Linked DNA regions of Homo sapiens: all the other regions are linked to region 4. The links are chromatin loops, found by intact Hi-C in ENCODE. Cell type or tissue: mammary epithelial cell. All regions are shown on one strand. Region 1 overlaps TLL1 (tolloid like 1). Region 2 overlaps TLL1 (tolloid like 1). Region 3 overlaps TLL1 (tolloid like 1). Region 4 holds the start of TLL1 (tolloid like 1). Region 5 has its middle 150 kb from the start of LINC01179. Region 6 overlaps LINC01179 (long intergenic non-protein coding RNA 1179). Region 7 overlaps TLL1 (tolloid like 1).

What was found. Hi-C counts contacts between places; a loop is a spot of excess contacts. Peaks named below come from ENCODE experiments on the same cell type or tissue, not always from the same donor. Only the 100,000 strongest peaks of a DNase experiment are listed, where the experiment ranks them.
Region 1: it touches region 4 in a loop (6-fold over the local background); 21 of 110 quality-filtered maps call a loop at or near these places.
Region 2: a loop joins it to region 4, with 9 times the contacts of the local background. A loop is called at or near these places in 3 of 110 quality-filtered maps.
Region 3: it touches region 4 in a loop (9-fold over the local background); 3 of 110 quality-filtered maps call a loop at or near these places.
Region 5: it touches region 4 in a loop (4-fold over the local background); 12 of 110 quality-filtered maps call a loop at or near these places.
Region 6: it touches region 4 in a loop (14-fold over the local background); 2 of 110 quality-filtered maps call a loop at or near these places.
Region 7: it touches region 4 in a loop (8-fold over the local background); 2 of 110 quality-filtered maps call a loop at or near these places.

The regions. Positions count from the first base shown.
Region 1 is chr4:166,086,513-166,090,512 of GRCh38, reverse strand. All of the region lies in intron 18 of TLL1 (tolloid like 1), which reads right to left. Among named protein-coding and RNA genes, the nearest start is that of TLL1, 220 kb to the right of the region's middle. In mammary epithelial cell, no CTCF peak of the experiment used is centred here; no DNase peak of the experiment used is centred here.
Region 2 is chr4:166,010,329-166,014,328 of GRCh38, reverse strand. All of the region lies in intron 7 of TLL1 (tolloid like 1), which reads right to left. Among named protein-coding and RNA genes, the nearest start is that of TLL1, 140 kb to the right of the region's middle. In mammary epithelial cell, no CTCF peak of the experiment used is centred here; a DNase peak (open chromatin) is centred at 1,998; H3K27ac peaks cover 2,784 bases.
Region 3 is chr4:166,062,528-166,066,527 of GRCh38, reverse strand. It overlaps TLL1 (tolloid like 1), which reads right to left. Exons shown (of 21, transcript NM_012464.5): 16 at 665-845. Among named protein-coding and RNA genes, the nearest start is that of TLL1, 190 kb to the right of the region's middle. In mammary epithelial cell, no CTCF peak of the experiment used is centred here; a DNase peak (open chromatin) is centred at 1,647; H3K27ac peaks cover 869 bases.
Region 4 is chr4:165,872,151-165,876,150 of GRCh38, reverse strand. It overlaps TLL1 (tolloid like 1), which reads right to left and starts at 2,914. Exons shown (of 21, transcript NM_012464.5): 1 at 2,078-2,914. The coding sequence starts at 2,246. In mammary epithelial cell, no CTCF peak of the experiment used is centred here; a DNase peak (open chromatin) is centred at 2,430; H3K4me3 peaks cover 3,363 bases; H3K27ac peaks cover 3,154 bases.
Region 5 is chr4:165,534,898-165,538,897 of GRCh38, reverse strand. No RefSeq gene overlaps it. Among named protein-coding and RNA genes, the nearest start is that of LINC01179, 150 kb to the left of the region's middle. In mammary epithelial cell, a CTCF peak has its summit at 1,687 (motif pointing left); no DNase peak of the experiment used is centred here.
Region 6 is chr4:165,736,619-165,740,618 of GRCh38, reverse strand. All of the region lies in intron 4 of LINC01179 (long intergenic non-protein coding RNA 1179), which reads right to left. LOC101928131 (a long non-coding RNA gene) reads left to right here. Exons shown (of 4, transcript NR_121677.1): 2 at 1,924-2,288. Among named protein-coding and RNA genes, the nearest start is that of LINC01179, 54 kb to the right of the region's middle. In mammary epithelial cell, no CTCF peak of the experiment used is centred here; a DNase peak (open chromatin) is centred at 1,858; H3K4me3 peaks cover 822 bases; H3K27ac peaks cover 2,915 bases.
Region 7 is chr4:165,963,750-165,967,749 of GRCh38, reverse strand. The region is part of intron 1 of TLL1 (tolloid like 1); the gene reads right to left. Among named protein-coding and RNA genes, the nearest start is that of TLL1, 93 kb to the right of the region's middle. RefSeq lists an enhancer at 1-886. In mammary epithelial cell, no CTCF peak of the experiment used is centred here; DNase peaks (open chromatin) are centred at 49, 2,029 and 2,979; H3K27ac peaks cover 3,715 bases.

The sequences.
Region 1 (4,000 bases), 210 kb before region 4:
AATATTGGACATCTTGGAGAGTTTGAATGCTTTGCTCTTATTTATGACATTTAAAAACTATTCTAATTTACCTGTGTTGTAATTTTCATCTGTGTGACTTAGCACATTTAAAATAAAAAATAATTAAATGTATAACACACTACAGATCACAAAGCAAAGTTTAATTGAGATGGACTGAAAATAATATTGTCCAAGCTATTAATAATTACATAAATTACAGGTTATTTGCCATTGCCAAAGGCTCTTTCCTTTCCCCAGAAAAACCATCATACATTGAAGAAATAAAGCCGCCATTCCTACTTAAGTCTATAGAAGAAAACTAAAATATTATAAAGCAAATAAACATGAAAAAGTATGAAATATATTTCAAACTTTGTTAATTTGCTATAATCCCTCCAACAAAATATTGGCACATAAATTTTAATATACTTATTTTCTTTGATACAGTTTTACTGAAGTGATCATAATGTTCAGTCTAATTGAAGACATACAAAACAAAAGAGACTAAAAATTGCTCTGTCTCAGTGTGAATCCACTGTCTATTCCATACCACACTACATCACCCACTATCACTTCTGACTTCGGAGGAGTGAGGAAAGAAATGAAATAAACAATTCATATTAACTAGGGAGTAGAAGAAAGGAATGGAGTTACTTAACGGAAGAAAGAAAAGGGGGAAAAAAAGCTGATCTCTCTTTTGTCTCTTTCCACTGCACTCTACTTAAAAAGTAGAAATAAAAAAAATTATAACCAATAAGCATTAGAGTAATTGTTTGTTATAATCATTATGGATGAAAAGGAAGGCTTACTTCATTTGATCAAAGATACTGGCTAGTACAAAAAGACTGAACATACCACAAAGAATCTCACTGGAAAGAGAAGACAGCGTAGGGAAATACAGTGAACAAGGAGACATCAGTAGAGTCTATTTATCCTGAAGCACAACATGCAAAGCAGGTGATAACTGAAGGAATGTGTCACTTGTTAATCTCTGTAACCCAGTGGAGTACACACATTGCGTAGGATGCAGAAGATTCTGAATAAGTATATGGATGTTTGCATAAACCTGTCAATGTATTTACCCAAAAACCTAGCTGACGTTTATGGCCAACCTCAAGTATGAAAATTCTACAGACAGGGCCTACTAAATCTCATTTTCTGCCTCTCATGAAATAGCAGTCTGCTTCTATTACCATTGTGTACATATATACACTCCTAACATCAGTTTGTAATTGATAGGAAACCACTATGAGAAAATTGGCTTAACCGCACCTAGAGTTCTTTACTAAATATGAAACTAAGCTTCTGAATTATAAATATAATGTTATTTCAAGAGGAAAAACATTGGTTCAGGAAAAGAATATCTGAAAACCACTGCATGTTGAGCAAGTATCTCTTTTGATTGTGATTTAAAGTCACTAATCTGTAAATATAAAGAGCAAAGAACCAGGGAAACCTGCTGCATAGAAGAGAGTATTTTAAGAAAGTTGGAGGTAGTGGCATTCTAAAGTATTTGCTATAAGTAATGGCTAAAGCTGGAATCAGAGTTTACAGACCACACATGTTCAGTCCGTTGATTGGTCCATTGAAGACTGAATGAATGAGATAAATAGGTGACTATTTTTCTTCCTAATGAAACGCAGGACGTCTGGCCTAAATCATAACATCTGCTTAACAGAACGGAGCAACACCACACAAAGTAGCATTGAGCTGGTGTGCTGGGGGCCATACTGACAGCTGGTCTGGTGCCAACTGGCTACAGCTCTTTATCAAATTACTGGTGGAATCAGACTGAGTCTGTAAGAGTCATATTAGTCAAAGGTTCCATAGCTGACATATACTCTAGTAATGCAGACAACTCTCATTCATTAAGGTATTAATGAATTTTCTTTTTGGAATAGGTAGCAACTTGTTAGGTCAAATGCCAAGGCTGGGTGGTCCTTTTCCAGAAATCAGCCTGAACTAAAAGCTCCACCACACACAAGCAAAGGTGTGACTAATTCACAGGCTGAGATCTCGGAAGTCTGTCCCTTGTATAGTAAAGATACCCACACAGAGAACCTTCCATACACAGTGACTTTACATCAACAGAAAATATTTCCAGGCCATAGAAATGTATTATAGGAACTCTTCGGAAAGGAAAAACTTCTAAAATATTTTTCAGAGTTCATGATGACAAGGTGTGATATGCCATTTATCACTTTATTCTACAACACAAGCTGAACCATGAATCTCAATATCTAAATAATAAAGAATGTGCACATTTCCAACCACCAGGAACCAATGCCGCAGAAATGTCCCCAGAAGACACTTAGTTTCCCGAAAAGTCTTGGAAGTTCACAATGGAGACAGGATAGCCAGCAAGGCTGAATGTATAAAGCTGTAAGGAACTTGGATTTCCACTCAAGCACTATCTTCCTTTGGTAGACTTAAATATTTTTCTTAAGTGTTTAAGACTTTATAAGTATTTGGGTATTAAAAAACTTTAAAGCATACTCATTCCATGATTATATTTCTATAATTTCAGGGTTACTAATCTGGGTTTTAGAAAGGCCAAAAATAAAGTGAATAACCATGGGCCCTAGTCAGAAATCCTAATGCATTTCCCACAAGACAAGCAAGCTAAGAGATTAAGGAGTCCAATTCAAAAGAAATAAAATTGAACTCTCGTTATAGGCTGTGGAAATAATAACTTTATTTCTGGAACACCCAAGCAAGCCTAATCTACCTGGCTGGCCCCTGGCCAGGCTTCCAGACGCTGTTCTCTCATATGAACATCTGTAGAGGTTCTTTTATTGAACATACAGGCAATAGCTAAAGAATGAGGCCTTACAGAGTAACTGCATATATTCACAAAGGACAAGATAGTAAAATGATAGCACTTAATGCAGAAATAAAATTTAGCAAGGGTGAACATTTAAACTAAAAGAAGTAAAGAGACTGATGCAATTTGAGCAACTGTAAGATAAGCTTTAGAGGTCCCCAGTCCCAGCCATCTTTCACCTTATCCTGTTTTTGGTAAAAGCTGGCATTTGGTTTCCCACAAAATATTTGAAGGATTAGAGGCCACTGGAAAAAAATGGCGTCATGGAGTACAAACCTCAGTCTCCTGATTCAAAAGAACCTTTTTTCTCCATGAGTCCTCTATAACTGTGATCAAATATATTTTTATGGATTTATGATGGATAATTATTTAACAGTTGTAGATGTTTTTGTTTTTTAAATATCCCATATATAAAGCTATAACTTGTAACTGTATGTTATATAGCAGAACTCCAAAACTCAAGGATATGATAAATCAACTAAAAATGATAGAAGCACATTAGCTTATTGAAGTATGCTTGGATGCCTAGAACTTTGTTTGTTTGTATTTTGTTTTGAATGAACATTAATTCAAAAGGTAAAAAGGTACCCTCAAATTTAATGATCAGAGTCTTTCAGAACCAAGACAGGATAAAAACAGGGATAACAGATACTTGTACTTACACATTTAGAACTTTGTCCCTTTTCTAGCAAGAAGACTTTTTTTTCCCCAAGCATCTTTTGACTGCAATTTCTTTGTATTTTAAAGCTATAATCATGCAGTCAGTACCTCATGCTTAAATAAACACACACACGCATAATAAAAACAAAGCAAATGTGTTTTTTGTGTGTCTTGGCTGTAGCAGACTGCCAAACATTTAATGCCTTAAAACAACACAAATTTATTCTTCTACAGCTGTGGAGGTCAGTAGTCTAAATTGGGAAGGCAAGGTTGTGTGTTTCTAGTCTAATTCTCCTCCCTTTGAATCCTGGCCAGACTTAGCGATTTGCTTTACCAACAGAATGTTCCGAAAGTTACATTCAAGGGCTTCTGAGGCTTCCATGGCCTCTTGGGACACTTTGGGGATCCAGGATTGACAGAAAAGAGTCTGGTTCCTTTGAGACCGCCATGTTGCAACGGTCATGTGTAGGTGCTATGGTTGTCCCAGCTGAGTCAGCCTTTTAGCCCTCCACATCA
Region 2 (4,000 bases), 140 kb before region 4:
TACACCTTGTGTGCTTTAAGCAGTGTATCAGGCTTTCAAAACACTTTCATCAAAGTAGAAAAAAAAGCATGTTAAATGTGTATGCCTAGTATAAACTCAATGATGACATTCATTTGTTTCCTTGAAACATGTATGTTCTTAAAAATATGGAATACCTTATAATCCCCCACAAAGTACACCATGACATTTGTTTTGGTTTCCCAAGCAGATCTAAGAATTCCTTAGATTATCAGGTTGTGAAACAATGATTCCTCATAGAGGTCTATTTCCCCAATAGCAAACTACAGTAAATAATGTTGAAGTTACTAAAATTGTTAAGAGTAAAACAAAATATACATAGGTTAATTTTTCTGAATTAAACTACTAATTTAACCTAAGTATTCTTAGAAGTCCAAGTATTACAGCATATGTTAAAAAAAAGATAAAAAAAAACAAAGAATGCCAAAACTTAGGGCAGTTTAAAGCAATTTTTTCAATTTTTCTATGGTAAAACTAGTAAATAAGAAAACCTAATCAATGGCATAATAATGTTAAACTACAGATAGTGAGTTGTTTGGGACTCAAGATTGTGGTAAAAGATTCACTAATTTTTCCTAATATGCATGATCTAAAGTTCTGAATATAGTGCCCTAAAAATACTTTCTAATTTTTTAAATGTATGTCAAATATTTATAGCCCTAAAGAAGTGGGAGCTTAAAAGTTAAATGAACTGGGAGGCTATTCCAAGGGTTTGAGAAGTATGAGTTGTGTGTTTGTGGATTTACCAAAAACAAACAACAACAAAAAACCTTTCTATAAAAATATTTTAAATTAAGAAATAAAATTTTATAATATCTTTTAAATTGAGAAAATGATGCAGCACTTCCTTCCAAAACTTATAAATGAATTTAATGCATTTAAACTAACGCTTGCATTAAAAGAACAGCATTTTCAGCTCTACTTAGCCTCCATTAGGAAATAGTTCTAGGTCTGGATTTGTAGCAGTAAATAAAACAAACAGAAATTCCTTCCTTTATGATTCTAATATTCAAATATGAGGAAAGAGACATTAAACAAATGATTAATAATCCAGGTAGTAATAGGTACTATCGAGAAAAATAAAGGTGAGAAGATGGATATTGATTGTGCAGTGATGGGCTGCTTTTAAATAGAGTGATCAAAGTGAAACTCACTTGAAAATTGACATTTTAGTCACACATGAAGAAAGTGAAGATCAGAGAAATATGGGTAACGGGCAGTACAGTGTTTCCAGACAGAAAGAACAAGAAACACAACAGCTCAGAAATGAGAGGACCCCTAAAATGTCTGAGCACCAGCCAGATAATTTAACTTTTACTCTGAGGACAACTGTTAATCTATAGGAAAATGGTAAGCAGAGGAGTAATATGATCTATGAGCAATTTTATTACTAACTGCCCTAGCTCCAAGGTAAGGGAAAGGGCACTGATCTATAGATAACACTAACTCAAATAGGGAGACTGGAACTCTTTACTACAAGATCTAAACATCTACAGAACTCCATATGTACATTGTCTGAAAAGACAGGAGAGAAGTAGAGCTAGTGATTTACGGGAATTGACCATCAAAAGTGAGATCTGTGCATAGTTCATAAGAAACCACTCCAGGCAGGCCAGTGTAATTGAAAAAGAAATGAGTTACAAGGTAGCATTGAGAAAGGCCTTGTAACTTGAGGCATGAGTCAACAGATACATTAATTACATAAACCCAAATTAATGGAGTATTAAATTTCTGTAGTACTTCAGTACTAACAAAGCATTTACCATTTTCTTTTTCTATTTCTAAAAACAAATTTGTGGCCTCTGGGGTTCGATTTTTTCCTAACTTCCAAAAAAAGGTTCAATTTGAAAAGGTCAATGACATCTTGGAGAGAATATATTCAATTTCAGACAACAGAATTATGAATTTTGTTTCATTCTGTCTACTAAGGTAATCTCCCTTCCATTTCAAGGGAGTTAGTCACTCATGCTTTTCTTCTTTTTTGTGGTCAGGAAGTTAACAATTATTCTTCTCCATATCCTGACAAGTAAGCAATGCAAAATCTTACTGAACCTCCTCAGTGAGCCACTATCAATAGGCAGAGACAGATCATATCATGGTTCACTTACTATTCTTGATTTGTTCTAACTACATTGAAAGAGCAAATCAGCTATACTTTTAACAAAAATTTGTAAAATTTTACGACTTTTTAAATGAAAAATGGGCAGTCCACAGTTCAGAAGCATGTATATTACAAAATAGTCACTCATATAAAGACCCTATAGATACATTCCTGTTCTTCCCATAAGTGATTTCCTAAATATATTGATGGGCAACATCATAAAAACAATTGGAACTTTTATAGACTCTGTGAGTTCAGAATTTTTAAAACTAAGAAACTTCAAATACCTACATTAACAGAATAAAGAACAAAAACCATATGATCATGTTAGCTGATATAGAAGAAGTATTTGACAGATTCAACACCCTTTCATAATAAACACACAAAAATCTAGGAATAGGAGGAAGCTACCTCAACATAATAAAAACTATATATAAAAATCCCACACCTAATGTCATAATCAATGGTGAAAACCTGAAATATTTTCTTTTAAGATAAGGAACAAGGCAAGGATGCCCACCCTTGTCACTTATATTCAACACAGTACTGAAAGCCCCAGCCAGGACAACGAGAAAAAATAAAGCAAAATAAAAGCCATCCAAATTGGACAGAAAGAAGTAAAATTCTCACTGTTTGGAAATGACTTGATCTTATACACAGAAAATTCTAACTGTTCCACACACACACAAAATCCGTTAGAACCAGTCAACGAATTAAGCAAAGTCATGGGATATAAAATCAAAATGCAAAAATAGCTGCATTTTTATGCATTTACAACAAACAATCCAAAAGATAACTGATTCCATTCACAACAGCATAAAAAAAACCTTAGAAAAAAACTTAACCAAAGAAGTGAAAGATTTTACACTGAAAACTAAAGACACTGCTGAAAGAAATTAAAGAAGAGACAAAGATCCCTTGTTCCTGAATTGAAACACTTAACACTGTTAAGATGTTAATACATCCAAAGTGATCTACAGATTCAATGCAATTTCTATCAGAATCCCAACATTTTTTTTGCTGAAATAGAAAAATTTATCCTAAAAATCCTATATGATCTCAAGATACACCAAATAGCTAAAACAGTTTTGAAAAAGAAAAAATATTTGAAAAATTCACACTCCAACTTTGCAGAACTGATTTCAAAACATATTACAAAGCTACAGTAATCAAAACAGTGCAGTATTGGTATAAAGACAGATCTATAGACGGGTGAAATAAAAGAGAGAGCACAGAAATAAACCATCATATACGAGATCATATTATCTTTGACAAGGGTGTCAAGATTCCTCAATTAGGAAATGACAGTTTTTTCAACAAATGACACTGAGAAAACTGGATATCTACATATAGAATAATAAAATTGGTCTCTTTTTTAAAAAAAACACTTTAAAAAATTAACTCAATGCATTAAATAAATAAACATAAGACCCAAACTATACAACTTCTAGAATAAAACACAAGGGGAAAGCTTCATGGTGTTGCATGTGACCAGGATTTCTTGGATATGTCACAGAAAGCACAGTCAATAAAACCAAAATAGACAAACAGGATGACATCAAACATACAGCATTGTGTACATCAAAGGACACAGCCAACTGAATGAAAAGGCAACCTAAGAAATGGAAAAAAAATTTCCAATATTTATATTTATATATATACATATATAAATTAAGTGGTTTAATCAGAATATACAAAGAACTTCTACTACTCAACAACAAAATAATCAAATAACCTGATTTAGACATGGGCATAGGACTTAAATAAAGATTTCTCCAAAGATGATATACAAATGCCACCGAGCATATAAAAGGATGTTCACTAATCATCAGAGAAATGTTAAGTCAAAACCACAACGAGATATGACATCACACTCAGAAT
Region 3 (4,000 bases), 190 kb before region 4:
TAAGGTTTATTGCAATTTTATCTACTTTGGAAGTTTCAAAATAATGTTTTTATAAAGCATGATTCTGAGATTGAGAAAAAAATGTCTTGGTTTTTTATATATTTCCATAAAATCTGGGGAGTTTTATAAAATTTCAGCTCTTTAAGAAGGAAATTTTACTTTGAGCTGCTTAAACTAAATGTTAAATTTGAAACACAAAAGTGCAAACCATTAAATACAGCTGACAATATATTATATTTAGTAAAATTATAATTTCCATGTTCCTAGGTTTCTTACTGCAACCATTTCTATAATGATGAGGCTAAGCACAATTTTAATATTAACTTAATAATAATGAAAATATATTAAAATAAGAAAAAATACATTGCTAAATAAAAAGATAAAAAACTGTTGCTAAAATGAGACTACATTTTCCGAACACAAAGCAAAATTATTTTGAAAAATCTGCCCCTTTTTGGAGGTCTTGTATCATTATTCCCATCCACCTGTAAAGAGTAAAGTCACTGTATAAAAATATTGCTATAATTATTTTTGTGTTGTTTGTAAGGCCTACTTATCTTCAAGTTGCATTTACAGAAAACTATGAAAAATAGATCACATACAATTTAATCCAACCCACATTGAAAATCTGTAATATACACATACAACATGTGAATGCTTATACCTGAGAAAAAATGTGCTTTGAAGCCCTTCTTGGATACAGTATTGTCAGATTTGAATTCAATTCTCATATTGTTGAACTGGGATGTGATCACTTCAGGCACTTCAGCGCCACAGAATTTGCCATGCAGTTTAGACTCAGAGGAAAGACCACTCCAGATCTCCACATAATCATATTTGCAAACCTAGAAAAAAATGTGGTTATCAGTTGCCAGATTTGTGAGTACAAGATGATTGACATTTATCTTAAAAAAACATATCTTATTTTTCCCATTTTACTCTTACGGTAGTCAAACTAGAACTAACAGGTAAGGAAAAAAATCAGGTCAGACACAGTGACTCATGCCTGTAATCCCAGCACACAACTACTAGCAATAGAAATAGCTCTTTCCATTGTAGAGATGAGAAAACTGAAGTTCAGAGATTTTTATATAGCTTGTCCAAAATGATACTTGTCATACATGGCACTGGTGATTAACAACAAGGAGTTCGGCTTAGTCCAGTACTGTCTCCCAGAAACACCACATTCTAATGAGAACAGCACCATTAGTAACTTTAAAAGAGAAAGATGGATACTTGATGTATAATAAAAAAGATTATTTGCTTTTTAAACTTACTAAAAGGACTGATATTTCTTAATTTCTTTTTGTTGCTGAGTGCTGTGAAGTTACTCTGTAGGGTTGCTGCAGGACTGCAAACACATAGGAATTCTATTCAGTGCAAAGGAGGTAAGAATTTATATTAAAATAAGGTAGCCTCATTCTGATTTATATATAATATACTAACAACACTAAAATGGAAGAAGCTAAATGAATGCCAGGTATTCTTAAGCAATTTTATGGCCACTAACAGATGTTTCCATAATATACTTTTCCAAAGTTCCAACAGGGCACATGTTCAAGAACAAATCTTGCATGAATGACCTTATTACATAAATATGTAATTAGCAAGGTTTAACAATGCATATGATTGAACCCTGGGGCAAGATCTGTGCTTTGAAATATGTCAACTCAAATTACTGGTTCTTCTGCTACTAAATAGGTGATGAATAAGCAAAATGCTGCTAGGGAAAATGAAATAACTTTTCTACTTACTTTGTTACAATTGCAATTTTTGTTTGGAGAGTTCCAATATAGTATAAAAGACTGTTTCCGAGGCTAAAGATGTTGTCATTGACTTTCCTTTGGAATAGCAATATAATGAATAAAATAATGATGTTTTAAGCCTAACCCATTATTCTGTAAGTCAAGTTTTTGCTCAGGCCTTTTATTTTAAATAGCTAAGATATCAAACTATGAAAATACAGAGAATTCTGTAACAGCTTTCTACACAGTAACATGATTATAAATTAAAGAACACAAGAATATGTTAACACAGTTTGTAAACAGCCATTCTATGAATGGTGACCCTGACTATGAGAATAATGCTTTCAGAACACAATACCTCAATTATATAAAACCATCTCCCCTGCTTTCTCCTGAATGCAGACCTCTAGACTTATTACAAATATCTATCAATTAATAAATCAAAATGTCACACCCAACACAGTAATAGCTTAAGGGAAAACTATGGGAGTAGATGTCATTCAACACTAAGTTCACATCAATCCCAGAATTGGTAGGGAAATTCCCATTTTCAAAAGGTGTAGCTCAAAAAGAAAAACCTCTCTAAAAATAGTATAAAAATAATTTTCTTTACTTATTAAAAGAAAATTATATTTCATGTAAAGTATGTTAAAATGATAAATTGCAGTCTTTCTCATTATAAAACTTACACATAATGTTAAAAAGAAGCTCAAATGGCCCATTGAGTTCCAAGATTCTGCAATTCCTTGAAATATGTAAGTTCATCACATTTCTTTTTTTTTTTAATTATTATACTTTAAGTTCTAGGGTACATGTGCACAACGTGAAGTTTGTTACATACGTATACACGTGCCATGTTGGTATGCTGCACCCATTAACTCATCATTTACATTAGGTATATCTCCTAATGCTATCCCTTCCCCCTCCCCCCACCTTATGACAGGCCCCGGTGTGTGGCGTGATGTTCCCCACCCTGTATCCAAGTGTTCTCATTGTTCAATTCCCACCTATGAATGAGAGCATGCAGTGTTTGGTTTTCTGTCCTTGCGATAGTTTGCTCAGAATGATGGTTTCCAGCTTCATCCATGTCTCTACAAAGGACATGAACTCATCATTTTTTATGGCTGCATAGTATTCCATGGTGTATATGTGCCACAGTTTCTTAATCCAGTCTATCATTGATGGACATTTGGGTTGGTTCCAAGTCTTTGCTATTGTCAATAGTGCCACAATAAACATACGTGTGCATGTGTCTTTAAAGCAGCATGATTTATAATCCTTTGGGTATATACCCCGTAATGGGGTGGCTGGGTCAAATGGTATTTCTAGTTCTAGATCCTTGAGGAATCGTCACACTGTCTTCCACAATGGTTGAACTAGTTTACAGTCCCACCAACAGTGTAAAAGTGTTCCTATTTCTCCACATCCTCTCCAGCACCTGTGGTTTCCTGACTTTTTAATGATCACCATTCTAACTGGTGTGAGATGGTATCTCATTGTGGTTTTGATTTGCATTTCTCTGATGGCCAGTGATGATGAGCATTTTTTCATGTGTCTGTTGGCTGCATAAATGTCTTCCTTTGAGAAGTGTCTGTTTATATCCTTCGCCCACTTTTTGATGGGGTTGTTTGATTTTTTCTTGTAAATTTGTTTAAGTTCTTTGTAGATTCTGGATATTAGAACTTTGTCAGATGGGTAGATTGTAAAAATTTTCTCCCATTCTGTAGGTTACCTGTTCACTCTGATGTTAGCAAATCAATAAATGTAATCCATCATATAAACAGAACCAAAGACAAAAACCACATGATTATCTCAATAGATGCAGAAAAGGCCTTTGACAAAATGCAACAGCCCTTCATGCTAAAAACTCTCAATAAACTAGGTATTGATGGGATGTATCTCAAAATAATAACAGCTATTTATGACAAACCCACAGCCAATATCATACTGAATGGGCAAAATCTGGAGGCATTCCCTTTGAAAACTGGCACAAGACAGGGATGCCCTCTCTCACCACTCCTATTCAACATAGTGTTGGAAGTTCTGGCCAGGGCAATCAGGCAGGAGAAAGAAATAAAGGGTATTCAATTAGGAAAAGAGGAAGTCAAATTGTCCCTGTTTGCAGATGACATGATTGTATATTTAGAAAACTCCATCATCTCTGCCCAAAATCTCCATAAGCTGAAAACCAACTTCAGCAAAGTCTCAGAATACAAAATCAATGTGCAAAAATCACAAGCATTTCTATACACCAA
Region 4 (4,000 bases):
CTTAGCCCTCCACTTAGGCCATTCTTATTTCCCTCTCATTACACACACACATGCATGCGTGTGAACACACACACAGGTGTGCACTGGTATGCCTCTTCTCAAAAACAGAGAAGAAATAAGATTAGGGTAATAATCCATTCAACGTTGGTTTTATTGTTGCTTTATTTTCAACAGCTATATTCAAAAATAAACCAGCATCAAAGGGGAAACAAAAAGTAAATGCTATTAAAGTTTTTTTTTTTCCTTGCCTAGATGTTTATTTGCTGAGGAAACTAAACACTAATGTCTGAGGTGTGTTTCAATACACATGGTGCAAATACTTATCTGCTTGAATCTTTCACAGAACAGGGTATCAAAGTAGATGTTTTCCTAGACAATCTTTTGAAATAATGTACTTCATCTCTACCTTACCACAAACAAGAAAACGCACAATTTTCAGCAAGTTACAACATTATTCAAAAGAAATTTCTTAGCAAAAAGTACATTTAAGGAGTTGCAGAGAACAGATTCTGAATGCCCAGCCACTAGTCACCCACCACAGCAATCAGCATCTCCTTGTCCAAACCATCCGGGGTGGCCCAAGAAACTTTCAGTGGGAAAATAGATACAGTTATTAAAAGTGACAGCAGGGAATTCATCAGCAAAACTGAATTAAATCAGAATTCTGAGTTCCAGCCTAACAGGCTCCTGCTAAGCTACTCTGGCTTTTAAATAAGTACCTGCATTTAAGGATGCACCGAGAAAGATGTGATAATGTGAACACAACACACATACCCTTTTTGTCAGAACAATGGGTCATCAAAGGTAAAAATTAACTAGGGAATTTCCAGCATTTTTCTTCATTGTGTACACCTCTCCTTCCTCCAGGCCCAAGAGAGGGTGAATAATGCTTATCTAGTTATGGAAGGGAAGAAAAGCTAGTCACAGAGCAACCCCGCACGGAATCTGCAGAACCCTAGATATATTTGACTTTGTCCACTCCCTTCCTCTGCGCTTCGCTAAAGCCCACACCTCTTGGGATGGAACCTAACGTGCCTTCCGCTTACAAACCGCTCTGCTAGGTTAGCCCCAACCACCATGCAACCTTTACGAAGTTACTTGTGCGTCCACACTGAGCGCGGATCACCTCAGCCACAGCCCAATAGAGCAAGGAACCAGGAGCTCCCGAAGCCCGGACACGAGCCGCGGCCAGTGCTGGGCGCCCTCAGGCGCTGCGCTCACGTGGTAGCGGCCCCGGGCACGTGCGCCTCCGACCTTAGGCGGCGAGAGGGAAGCGCCGCCCCGCGCGCGCGAGAGGCTGGCAGCGGCGCCAGAGGCGTAGAAGGGAGGGGAAGGACCTGGGACATTCAGGGACCCTGCGAGGCAAGAAGCTGAGCTTCAGGCAGTGCCGGTCCGACTGCATTTCCCTGGGGTGTTAGCTGGAAGGAAGACACAAATTTGAATGGGGTAGCAACTTAAAAACATTTTTCTTTTCAGTTTATTTTAAATGGGCAAATGCATCAGAATCCCATCTAGAAGTGAGTTCTTCCGAGATTGTCACAATCCCTTTCTAGCCTGGAACCCACACTTGAAATTCCTGGTAAAAGAGGGAGCCAAGGTGTCTCCAGGTAGCAATGCCATCCTCCTGTATCTTTTGGGGAACCCTGCCAACTCGCTCTCGAACAAGCGCTGGGAAACCGCGCCCTGGGGGAGAGGGGAAAGAAGACGGTGTCCCTTCCATATGCATAAAGCCCGCTGAGTGTTGGAATTTAAAACCTACAGCAGCAAGCTATATTTACGACTTGTTTCGTTTTGCTGGGGGAGGGGAGAGGGATCAGAAACTCTAGGACCTTATTCCCAAACTGGGAGATGGGAGCTTGGCAGTGGATCCCACTGGCACAGAACTCTAGTCAACTGGGGCCGCAGCGGCTGCCACTTGCGGGTGGGGAAGGGAAGGAAAAGGAGGGGGAGAGAAGGAGGGGCGGCGGAGGGGCTGACGCGGGAGGGAAGGAAACAGGTGAGCTCCCACCGCCACCCATGGGAAACCCAGCGCAGCGGCCCCCGGCGCGCCACCGTCCCAACCTGGAGAGCCACTTACCGGCTTTACACGGGTCCTTGTAATCTATAGTCTCTGTTTTATCCTCTTCGTTCCCATCAAAAGTGTAATCATAATCGAGGCCAGCGCAGACCCATAGCTCCCCGTAGAAAACAATCCCCGAGGCCACCAGCCACACGAGCATCCTCGGGGAAAGCGTTCCCAACCCCATCCTCCTCCCCCGGAGGAAAAGGAGGGGACGGGACCCAGAGGTTAGGCAGCCGCGGTCCGCGCTGATGTGCGGGGCTAGGGGCACCGGTGCTCTTCTCCCCACCCGGAGGCTCCTCGGCGGGACCGGGGTGCTCAGGTGTCCGGAAACATGTGGATGCCGCCGGGACAGTAGAGAGGGCAAGCACTGCCTGTTACCCCCAGTCGCAGGGAGAAGTTGGCTAGGGGCCCACGGGTGGGCGGAGGGCAGGTAAGGAACTCTGCACTCGGAGGCGGGGAGGGCGCAGGCAAACTCGGCTCTGGCGGCGCTGGCGCTCGCAGCCTGCCAGGTCGTCCTTCTGGCTGCCGAACTTCCCGCGGCCGCGGCTCGGCGAGCGGCGCCCCGCGGGCTCAGCTGCCACCAGAGCTCGGACTCCCGCGCCGCGTCCCCGCTGCTGCCAGGACTCCGCGGCCGAGCGCGAGCCGCCGCCGCCTGAGCCCAAAGCCGCCGCCGCAGCTCCGAGAAGATGAATCCGGTCTGCACATCAGCACATCTGAATTGAAAGGGGAGACCGAGGAAGGGGGTGGGGGCCAGGCATTTCTACGCCGCGAGACCTTAAAAGCCTGCAGAAGCCAGCAAAGCAACTGACTGCAAGAGAGCAAAAGTGTGAGGATTTGGGGATGCACTGTTTGCCTTCCCCCCGCCAGCCTGTCTTTTTACCCTCTTCCTAACTTGAAAAAAAAAAATATTCGCACCATCTAACCCAATCACTTGCATCCTGCTTACTTATTCATACAATCAGGGTCAGGATCCGGACCACAGCCTCCTCTCTTGACTTCTTTTGATAGCCTTAGACAAACAAACAGACAGGAGCGCGCTGACAATTCCATTTATATTTTACCAAAGATAAAAATGAATATATTATGTATCTGTGTACGCAAACAGCAATTAATAGATGATGTACGTGTCAGTTGAGAGTGCCAGACCGGGGGTGGAGCGAAGGATCGTGATAACTTAGCTGCAAATCCATATTTCCCCTCCCCCCAAATAAACAGCGAGTGTGTATTTCTTTCCTTTGCTGCTGTTTAACCTTAGAGCAGCGCAGGAATGGAGGAAAAGTGTGCGAGTCTTCACGATTTTGGTAAGAAAATAAACAGACTACTGTTGGTCTCCTAACCAACAAAGTTTTGCTAAGAACTAAGATCCTCAGAACTGCAATTAAAAAAAAAATCCAAAATCGAGTTACAGATTGCAGCAGCAGGAAACGCTGAGACCTTGCCGATGGGCTGGCGCTATGGCTCACGTGGGCGCAGGAAGGGAAGCTGGATGGAATACTCGGGAAGCAAATTTTCTGTGACAGTTCTGGCGCCCATGAGCAGAGTTGCTCAGTATCCTTCGGCTTCAGTAATGTTTTACTTCTTCAGAGGAGAGGGTGTAAAACCTGGCAGGAGGGTCAGCGAGGTAAACCACATGTCAGCCGAGCAGACTCAAGACAAACACAGGTTGTGGGAAATTGGGGAGGAAAAAAATCAGAGGAAATCTCTGTAAAACCCCTGTTGTGAGCAATTCCGAGGTTTCCCCACATCTGCAAGTAGTTTCCAAAATAGGTGAGATGACTTCTCCCCCAACAAGCTTCCAAGGGACTGGTGATTGGGAGCTTTCCTTTTCCAACTAAATCTTTAAAACTGTCACTTTAGCAAGGACTTGTAAAAAAAAAAAAAGCCTTACATATTATTTGACTAGTGTTCCCCCTATCCAAGTTATCATCTAGAGGAATG
Region 5 (4,000 bases), 340 kb after region 4:
CTCTAAGGGACTTTGGCCAAGTCCCCTAGACCTGTATTCATTCCCTTCCAGTTATGTTAACCTCCTTGAGGTTCCTTGAACTCACCAGATATGTTCCTGCTCTAGGGTCTTTGCATTTGCTATTCTCTAACCAGAGTAGCTCTTCCTCCGATGTCCACATGGCTCTTTCCCTCCTTTATTTAAAGCTTTAAGCCATATGACATCCTCTCAGTGAGACCCTCTGTGACTACACTAGTCAAAGTCACAGGTTCCTCCTCAGTGCCACTTCTCTCACATCCCGTCTTCATATTTTTTCCATAGCACTTATTTTGCGGGTTTTCTGTGTTCCCCAGCTCAAATATATTTCCACATGGACAGGGATCATTATCTGCTTAGCTCACTGATGAATCCCCAGCACCTAGAATAGTACCAAGCACAGAGTAGACAGTTAATAAGTATTTGTTGAGTGAATCAAATCAGACCACCCATTATAAAATCACTTAACATATCTCTTTGTAGCCTTTCTCGTCATTGTAATTGGTCAATTTTGTTAATTATGAGATTACTTAATGTCTCTCTTCTGCTAGATTATAAGTAACAAAGAACTGAGACTGAGTCTTCATACCACTAATCCCCTAGCAACTTGCATAGTGCCTGTATTAGTCTGTTTTCACACCGCTATAAAGACATACCCAAAGCTGGGTAATTTATAAAGAAAATAGGTTTCATTGACTTACAGTTCCACATGGCTTGGGAGGCCTCAGGAAACTTACAATCATGGCATAAGGGGAAGGGGTACGTCTTACATGGCAGCAGGCTGGAAAGACTGTGCGTAGCAAGAGAAGAGGGAAGAGCCCTTTATAAAACCATCAGATCTTGTGAGAACTCACTCACTCTCACAAGAACAGCGTGGGGGAAACTGCCCCCATAATTCAATCACCTCCCACCAGATCTCTCCCACAATACCTGGGGATCACAATTCAAGATGAGATTTGGGTGGAGACACAAAGCCTAACCATGTCAGTGCCATTACTTAGAAGATGCTTACCAATATGTGTTGAATGAATAAACTGCACCAAGAAGCAGTTAGCATTGGATTCTAGTGCAGGCTCCATATTTGTGACAGCATTACAAAGAGATCATCTTCTGGAAAAAGTGCCCTGATGAAGCAATAAAGGGTTGCTAGATACATTAGAAATAGACAGAAAACCTAAATAAGAACCACATAGGTGACAAAGTACTTAAGGCAAATATATAGATGGTTATGCCTGAGTACAATTGAGAAGGGTTGTTTATGCGTAGGCGCGATTTGTGTGGGTTTTGAGGTGTGTTTTTTCTTATCTTTTTTCTTTCGTGTGACTACAATAGTATCATCTTTCTTCACTCACTTGTTTGCATCTGGGAGGTATCAAAACTTCCTCAAGGAATAAGAAAAAAGAATGTTACAAGATTATTTCAGAATATTCCAGATACATAAACAAAGTTACAAATCTGAATTGTCTGAAGGCTAAAAGGGAAGTCAGACAATTTTTCACTCTTAAGAATAATTTGGTTTGATACTTTTAAAAAATAGGTTTATATATTTTTACTCCTAGCATACTCTGGAGAGTCTTTTTAAAACTGCCTTAGCATAAAAATACATTAAACTTGCTTTGAAGTTGGGAAAAATTGGTTTTCCTAGATTTTTCATTGGTGTTATACTGCCATCTAGTGACCACAAAATGTATGACTTACCTACACAGCTGAAAGACGAACACAGGCTGTCCAAGGCAAAATCCCCAAGTAGCTTATCTAGCCTGTCAAGGTCCCTTTCCATCAGTTGAGAGGGGCACCCTAATAGACGAATGTTTGTTCTTGACATGTCCCAGCATGAAAAACTGAATTTTTATGTTTGTCTATCAAACACGCAACTTTTATAAGTAAGTTTTTGTTGATAAATCACTTTAATCAGACTTATGAAGGAAATGCTTTATTGGGAGTTATAAACCGTTAATCTCTCCACTACTTCTGACTTCATAGTAATCAGGGGATTTCTCATGTCAGATGGACCTCAAAAACTTTCCCATTTACTTCAATCCAGAGGAGCTGTGAGAACACTGTAGTAAAAGGGAGGCATAGAGCAACTTCTTTCCATCTAGATGTATGTGAAGAAAAATACTTCTGCTTATTTCCTGACATTGACTATAATCATAAAATGGCTGCATTTTATAAAATTATTTATGTTCTAATAAATATATATGATTACACTCAACTGACCCTCAAGTCCCTGGAAAAGGCTATTTACCTTTTGTGGAAAATGAAAAAAAAATGTCTTCAGGATTACAGTACACTCTAGCACACTCAACAAGCCAGTAAAATCTGAAATGAACTATACCCTTTCTGCCAAACGTTTGTCTAGCTTATTTGCCTTCATTTCTCATCACACTTCATTTGTGATTTTAAAAAAGTAACTTGTCTGGTTGGTTGGTTTTATCTTTTCCTCAATAATTTCCACATTTATTTCTAAGGATAACATAGAAAGAAAAACACCATATGATACAGAAATTGGAATACATTCCCTTACTTGCCTCTTATATAAACACGGAGGAATTGGTGGTGTGCACTTGTAAGATCACCTTGTCTGGCTAACATCTGAAATGGACAGTTCTGAAATACAAGAAGTTCTCTAACTTCCACAGGAAACCTCTTCAGAATGGATGCACATTTACGAGAGCAAAGAGAGAATGGCAGTGCAGGCCTTATCATCTAGAAATCTGTTCCCATCAAAGAAGCAATAACTTCTCTTCTTCTTTTATTCAAGGGCATAAAATGAGTGCTTCTCATGAGTAGGATAACTAGAATTATGAGTAGCGCATGTTCACAGTATAGATTTCTAAGAAGGAACAGTAGGCAAGGTAGGCATAGAAATTCCAAAATCAGAGACTGAACCTTCTCTACTTAGGTAATTCTTTAGTAAGTAACAAGTAATTAACTAATTTTATTTTACTTTGTCTTTGTTGCAAAATTGTAAAATAAAGTTGATCTTAAATGTTTGTTAAGGAGATTATCATTACATGTGTCATTACATACTAATATGTCTTTTTTTTTACAGTGTTTGAGGAAAAGATTGTTTTAAAATGGTTCCCTTTGTGTTTCACCCTGTTCTATGCATAAAGCAATAAGGAGATTTCTAAATACCTACAGCCTTTGTGTGCATTTCAGAGCATCTTTTCTCCATCCGTTTTGTGTCCTTTAACCATAGATTACCTCCTCCGAAAAGACATCCTAATCAGATGGAAGTAACATGAGAGTTTTTTTTTTCCATTTCTATGTATAACTTTAAATATTTTACAATAAAGGAGTAGAAGTTCAAAAGCACAAAATACCAAAAATATATCCACAAAATAATGAAAAACCAGTGTACTAGAATGGAAGGCTTGTATTAAGAAGGAAGGACTGATGGAGATTGTGGTGGACTTTGCAAACCAGGCTAAACAGCAGGGACTTCATGCTCAAAGTGAGTGAAATTCAATTTAACAGCTTAATTGGAGCAAAATATCGTTGTTTTTATTTCTTTTTCTCATGATATTTATTTTGAAATTTCAATTTATAGTAAAGGAAAAGATGCAATTTTTATATTTGTCAAAGAGTACATGATTTTTTAAGTTGAAAAACAGTGCGTACTCAGAAAGAAGCAGCCACTTAAGGTTGAAAAGGGCAGGTCTTAGGAAAATTACTTTGGCAGCAATAAGAAAGACAAGGCTGAAGTCAGGGAGTCTAATTAGGGGGCCACTGACAAAGTTCAGATACAAAAGGCAAAAGGGCCAGGCCTGAGTGGTAGTGGTTAAATGGAAGAAATAGGAGATGTTTTTTAAGAATTGATTTTTTTTTTTTTTTTTTGAGACCGAGTCTTGCTCTGTCGCCAGGCTGGAGTCCAGTGGCACCATCTTAGCTCACTGCAACCTCTGCCTCCCTGGTTCAAGCAATTCTTCTGCTTCAGACTCCGGAGTAGCTGGGATTACAGGCACGCGCCACCACACCT
Region 6 (4,000 bases), 140 kb after region 4:
TATTCAAAAATACTCCTTAGCTGGTAATAAAGGAAATCCCTTTTTGAGGCATTGGTTTGCTCTACCTCAAAGTTACCTACTTTCAGACAAAACTTAGTCTACAAAGTGCACAAAATTTAATTTTTTAAAATTATGACCACTTGAATAAAAAATCCAATGGGGTAGTAACCTTTACCAGTGAAGCTTTTGGTTTTTATTTTAGATATATATAGGGAAGAAATTAAGAACTCTTTCTGGGCTGGGCGCGGTGGCTCACGCCTGTAATCCCAGCACTTTGGGAGGCCAAGGTGGGCGGATCACGAGGTCAGGAGATGGAGACCATTTTGGCTAACACGGTGAAACCCCGTCTCTACCAAAAATAAAAAAAATAGCTGGGCGTGGTGGTGGGCGCCTGTAGTCCCAGCTACTCGGGAGGCTGATGCAGGAGAATGGCATGAACTTGCTTGGCAGAGCTTGCAGTGAGCCAAGATCGTGCCACTGCACTGCAGCCTAGGCGACAGAGCGAGACTCTGTCTCAAAAAAAAAAGAGAACTCTTTCTGGCCCCTGTTCTTTCTGAACAGGGACATTGAGGGATAGGAGTGGTGGTAGCTAAAGTTAGTAGTTCAGAGAAATTTACAATTCCACGATGAATTAGATTGAAACTCTCAGATCAAAATAATATTTTCTGAAGGAGATATTGGTAACATTGTAAGTGATTACGTCGCTTAAAAGATTCTAGGGTTCAGATTAACATAATAGTTTACAGATAAAATAAGACATAAGTACATTATAGAAAAGAGCCAGCTACAAATCAAGACAGTTAAAATCCAGGCGGGAGAATCCTCACTTGGATGAGGCAAAAGAAAAAAATAGGGAGCAAAGATGTGAAAGAATAAGGGAAGAAATAGTTTCATAATTTAATTTGTTGACTTCTGAAGGCCAAAATGGAAAAAAGCCCTGAGAGGTCAACCAACAAAATAAAACATTAATCTTATGTAACTTATTTCTAAAGGCTCTGTCATTAACATTCTAGAAAAAATAATTTTTAAATAAAACAATCAATGAAGATTTATCAAATAATTGGGAGATAAAAATCGGACACAGGATACAAGTGTGTAGTTTTTAATAGAGCCAAACAATTATTTATTGATCAGCAGTACCAAATGCTTTCATTGGCATCTGCATGGTAAAAATTCTACAATATTTGGCAAAGGATCTTAAAATTATAGATATTCAGCAAAAGATCCTAAAATCCCAGAATGAGAATTCAAATTTATTAAACACATATTGAGCATAAACTAAATCATTATCCCTGTGCTAAGTGTGAATCACATAAATGATTAAGGCATGATCCTAATCACAGAGGAATCAATGGTGTAGTTAAGGAACTAAATAAATGTAATACAATAGGAAACTGTCATAATGATAGTGAAGAGGAAAAATAAAGTATAAGAAGAATTTCCCAGGAAACGTAGACAAGTCTCAGTGCCTCTAAGTCAGCGTTTCTCAATCTTAAATCTCATGATCTGATTTCATTTCATTTGAAACGAAGCCATGCCTTACTCAAACTACACATATAATCCTTGAGATTTTTTCTATGCTTTCATTAGAATTATGCCTTCTGCTCAGAGTTACTACACTAGATTTAGACTAGATTTGAGTAGATACATTAAAAAATTTAAGATGTAAAGTATGCTTAAGCTTAAACTAAACTTACATGCTGAAGAGGATCTGTACTCCCTTGTGTCACTTTGCCTCAAAACCACAGTCTGAAGAGCTTTTCTTATGCCCAAATGTACAGAGTGAGCTTCAGGCAAATATTTAACTAGTGTCTTCACCCAAAATTGTGGTCAAGGTAATGTAGGTGTATTCATTTTCTATTGCTGTTGTAATGAATCATCACAATCCTTGTGGCTTTAACAACAAATTCATTCTCTTACCAGCTCTGGAGATAAGAAGGCCAAAATGAGTCCTATGGAGTATTTGCACAGCCAGTTTCTTCTGGAAGCTTCAAGAGAGAGTCTGTTCCTTGCCTTTTCCAGCTTCTAGAGGCAGCCGACACTCCTTGGCTCATGGCCACATAACTCTGACCTGTGTCTATTGTCACATCACTGACTCTTCTGACCTCCTACCAGGACCCTTGTGATTACATTGGGCCTGCTTGGATAACCCAGGATAGCTTCTCCATCTTAAGGTTGTTAATCACATCTGCAGAATGCCTGTTGCCATATAAGTTAACATATTCACAGGTTCTAGGAAGAAGGACATGGACATCTTCCAGGAAGCATTATTCTGTCTACCACAGCAGGTAAATGCATGTTGTCCCAAGTAGGCTATCTTGAGATAAAATTTAACCAGATACTTCTGTGTCTCAGAGAGGATTTTACCTTTGAGGGAGGGAGGAAGCAGATAAGCCATGCTGTGATTTGGTCCAGGTAACTTCAGTTCTCTTAAAGATAGTACCTCATTTTTCTTTAAAGAGATGGCTCACTATGCCCAAAGATCCCTAACCAAGGGCCCTGCAAGCTAATTTCCAAATTTATTTTTCTAATTATCTCTATTTCTGAATGTTCCTAAGAGATGTCATTTAACATCTAAATTGTAATTTTGTAAGAAGTCAAGCTTGACTCTTACAAAACAAAAATAAAAGAGTTGTCAGGTTGGCTAACTGAACATTTCATCAAATCCTTTTGTTTTTTAAAAAAATATAAATCAATAAGTTCCCCTCCATAAAATGGCAGGACAGTGTCTGTAATTACCTAAAAGGTTACCTTGAAAAATTAGGCTTGAATACTTATGCACCTTACTGTAACAATAGACAAGGGTTTACTTTCTGAAGTGTTTTTGTTTGTACCATTGAGAAAGAGAACAATGACGTCAGTATCCACAAAGAAAAGTCATCCAGTAGGCTCTGAATTATATATTAATGGCTGACTTCAATTTAGAAAGTCACAATTATGTGTTTCAAATAAAAGGAAAAGTTCAAAAGTAGTCATTTAAACTTGTTAATAATAAGAACAAAACTTAAGTTCTGCCTTTCTTGGTATTATCAGAATTTAGATTAACCTCCCCAGAGGAAGTGGTGGAAACAGGTAGGATAAATGTTCCCAAAGAAACAATGACTCATTTGGAAGTTTGTAACTAAAATCTGGCTCAGGCAAATTAAATACTCTTACCAAAGTAAGCTGGAGAGTGGAATTTTTTTCAGGGTAATATACTATATACCCTAGTCATGTAATAACCATAGTTTTAAAAAATATGATAGATATACAGATTTTTCATTCATAATATTCTTAAGAGTGGTCTGTAGTTTGGGCTTATTCTTTAAAAGGAAAAGCAACAAAATCCACTGCAAATGATGGCAACAAATTCACTGAAGGCACTCATTGGTTAATCTTTAATAAACATTATATATGCATCATTCATTAATTCAATAAATAATTACTGAGGAATTAGCACATGGCAGGCATTATTCTTGGTGCTAGAGATATAAAGATAAACATGTAGCTTACACTAAATGAGGGATTCTCACAGTAATACCTAAATAATATTTAATACCTAAATCACATTTTAATAATAAAATAACAATCTCATTAGAAATTGTTACGTGTACAATGAAAAAAATAAAGCCAACTAATCAGTTAGGTTGTAGATGACATAGGGTATTTTAGATATAGTGTCTAGAAAGACCCCTCTGAGGAAGTGACATCTGGGCAGAGACATAAAGGAAGTGACACCACCAGCCGTGTGAAGATCAGGAGAAAGTGCATCCCAGACACAGAAGGGTAGAGAAAGCTCCTGATATGAAAGGAGTTTGGCATACTCATGAGAGTGAAGCCAATATGGCTGGCCCACGTGGGCATGAGGGAGAGCGGTAGGAGACGAGGTCTGTGGAGCAGCCTGGGGCCATGAAGTTCAAGTTGATTTTAAGGGCGTTGGAAAACCATTGGGGGTGTTTTTAGCAGAAAAATAACATGATCTGACTTCTGTTGCTGACAGTTCCCTCTAGCTGTGATGTGG
Region 7 (4,000 bases), 92 kb before region 4:
CCCTATAACTTTTCTGCCCTTCTAATGTTCCTGTCAGCATGTCCCATCATGCTCTCACCACCTCTGAGCTGAACTAATTAGTAGCTTTCATATTGGCCTCTGGCATGCCACTCAACCAGATTAATCTTCCTGGAATGCTTTTAACATCACTCTTTTGCAAAATGGCTAACAAATATTTCCATCTTTGTTGTGGGCAGTCAGGAACCCCAAACGGAGTGACCGGCCAAAGCCATGGCAGAAGAACATAAATTGTGAGTTCCTCAAATTAATATTTTTATAATTTCTTATGCCTGTCTTTATTGCAATCTCTGAACATAAATTGTGAAGATTTCATGGACATTTGTCACTTCCCCAATCAATGCTCTTATAATTTCCTAGGCCTGTCTTTAATCTCTTAATCCTCTTCATAAGCTGAGGATGTATGTCACCTCAGGATCCTGTGATGATTGTGTTATCTGCACAAATTGTTTGTAGAGCATGTGTGTTTGAACAATATGAAATCTGGGCATCCAAAGGAACAAGATGGCTGCGATTTTCAGGGAACGAGGGAGATAACCATTGGGCCTGACTGCCCGAGGGGCCAGACAGAACAGAGTCATATTTCTCTTCTTACAAAAGCGAATAGGAGAAATATCGCTGAATTCTTTTTCTCAGCAAGGAACAGCCCTGAGAAAAAGAATGCATTCCTAGGGGGAAGTATCTAAACTGGCTGCTCTGGGAATGTCTGTCTTACACGGTTGCAGATAAGGGATGAAATAAGCCCTGGTCTTCTGTAGCGCCCCCAGGCCTGTTAGGACTAGGAAATTCCTGCCTAGTAAATTTTAGTCAGACCAGTTGTCTTCTCTCAAGCCCTGTCTCCTGATAAGATCTTAACAATGATAATGCGTGCCCAGTGGGACATAAAACTTCATCAGCAATTCTAATTTCACCCTGGTCCTGTGATCTCTCTCTGCCCCCATTTGCCTTGTGATATTTTATTGCCCTGGAGGCATGTGATCTCTGTGACCCATACCCTATTTGTACACCCCTCCCCTTTTGAAATCCATAATAAAAACTTGCTGGTTTTGCAGCTCAAGGGACGTCACGGAACCTGCCGACATGTGATGTCTCCCCCAGAAACCCAGCTTTAAAATTTCTCTCTTTTGTAGTCTTTCCCTTTATTTCTCAGACCAGCCGACACTTAGGGAAAATAGAAAATAACCTACATTGAAATATCGGGGGCTGGTTCCCCCGATACATCTTCCCTGGTAAGATTTCTCAGAGTGTGAACATTAGAATTAATTGGAAAGTTACAAAAAAATGTTGATTCCTGAGCCTAACCTGTTGCCACTGGAACATATGTGTGATGACAGAACCCATAAATCTGCATTTTAACTGGAATGCTGGGTGACTTCCATAAGCCACAAAGTTAGGAGGTCCCCACACCTCAAAGTCTGGTTTGATCCTTTGCTCCAGTCTTGTCAGCTTTCCAATCGTCTAGTGATCATGGCTTTGTTCTACCCTTTTGTCTTTATTGAGGTGGTTTGCTAGTGCTCCCTGTCCTCTAATCCTTCTTTTTTTTTTTTTTTTTTTGAGATGGAGTCTTGCTCTGTTGTCCAGGCTGGAGTGCAGTGGCACAATCTGAGCTCACTGCAACCTCCACCTCCCAGGTTCAAGCAGTTCTCTGCCTCAGCCTCCCAAGTAGCTGGGATTACAGGCGCCCACCACCACACCCAGCTAATTTTTGTATTTTTAGTAGAGACAGGGTTTTGCCATCTTGGCCACGCTGGTCTTGAACTCCTGACCTCGTGATCCACCCACCTCAGCCTCCCAAAGTGCTGGGATTACAAGTGTGAGCCACTGCACCCGGTCTAGTCCTTGTATTTTCTAAGTTCAACTCAATGTCCTTCATGCTACCACTCTTAATACTATGATGTGCTCTAGAATTTCAGGTAAGTGAGCATTCCACATCAAATTCTTAGATGGCAATATAGTAAAGTATGAATAGAAGATACATGTGCCTGTCTTTGTAAATAGTGGTTAACATTCTTTCTCAGTGACTCACTGTAGGCAATGTGAACGTTATTGGAAACTGCAGGAATACGTATCTATGCTGACATGAAGGTGCCCATCTCCTCCTCTGATCATGTAGGGTACTTCTCTCCAGCCATTGCTATTTACCTCCAAAACCTTTTCTCAGTCCTTTTCTAGTTCTCAGACTCAATATGCTGTGGGTTAATGCAGCTGATAAGTAAGCTTATTAAAAATACTGTGCTAAGAAAGAGTCAATAAGACTCTGATAGAAAATCCAAGAAATAAAGTGCCCAATTTAACACAGGGTTTTGTGACACAGATTTGTGTTGGATATTGGAGTCCTACATTTATTGCAAAATTCAAAGCTGTGCTCCATAGGGTTGAAATAGCTCTAAATCTGACTTTAGAGTAAAGGGGTGTTGACATAAAATCTTTTGCAAAGAGATTTTTGTATGTAGGGTTTTTAAAGTAAATATAACCTCATCAAAAATTATCTAAACTTATCTACAAAGAAACATATTATGTCTTTTCAGAGTCTAAATACTATCCCAACATGATATACCTATATTTAGAATTTAATTATTCTAATTTAACATAGAAACAAAGTCAAGGACAGACTAAAAATGCAGTTTTTGAAATCTAAATGATTTGAACATAACCAGATAACATCAATCAACATAATTTCATATATTAAAAATAAAAATATATAAATGCTTAAAATTATACATGGGTAATTAAGATAGATGGATCTATTTATTTTTATTGCATTTATTTATTTATTTACTTATTTATTTATTTTTGAGACACGGTCTTACTCTGTCACTCAGTCTGGAGTGCAGTGGTGTGATCATGGCTCACTCTAACCTCTAACACCTGGGCTTAAGCAATCCTCCCACCACAGCCGCCTGAATAGCTAGGACTACTGTCATGCACCACCATGCCCAGCTAATTGTTGTTGGTGATTTTTGTTTCTGTAGAGACAAGGTCTCTTATTGCTTCCCAGGCTCCTGTCCTCCCGGCTCCTGTCCTCAAGCTAGCCTCGCACCTCAGCCACTAAACATGCTGGGATTATAGGTATGAGTTGTCACACCTAGCCTTGACTGTACTTTTGGAAAGTATCTTGAATACTCATACAACAACCCTCGGAGGTAGGAATTGCAACATGTGAGACTAAATATAAGAGAGATTTAATAACTATCCAGAGTTACATCTCAAACATCAAGGCTGGAGGAACCCAGATCTGCATGATGAATTTAAAGTCAAAGCTCTTAGGTCCATCATGCCCAAACACATGCAGTCACAGACAAACATACCTAGAGGCATTAAGTGTTGATACTTTATAGCTTGTACATTACAATGTTGCTCTCATAACATTTTATGCATAATTATCCTCATAACTAACTTACTATGTGTAACTAGCACCAAAGTTAGTATGGTGAAAATAATTTTACACAACAGCCTATTAAATCATTCAGTTATTTTCCCCTGATTTTGAAAAACTGATGAAGATATTGAAACTCAGAAATTCAGCCAGTAAATCACAGAACAGATTCAAACCCAGACAGTCTGATTCCAGAGCCCAAGTATTTAACCATGATGACTTTCCTAGTATCTTTCTTTTGAAGCACTTAATTCATTTTAATGTATATGCTAAGATGTATCTCCCCATTAGGTAGTAAAATTTTAATGAGACTCTGCCAAATGTAGCCTAAAATTTTGAGATTCTAGTATACAGCATGGCAGATGGGAGATTTGCAGTAGGAGATACTGAAACACACCTCTCATAAAGATATGGTTTAACACATGTTATTTCAGTAATTGCTGAAATTTTTAATAACGTGCAGCTGAACTGATATCTCCATGTCTTCCATTCTTCCACTTCTCCCCAACCACACATTTTCACTTCATCAGGTCCATACTGAGCCAAGCACAGCTGCTCCCAATCTGTAAACCTGAGCACTGTCACTGTGGAAACATGTTCTCTTCT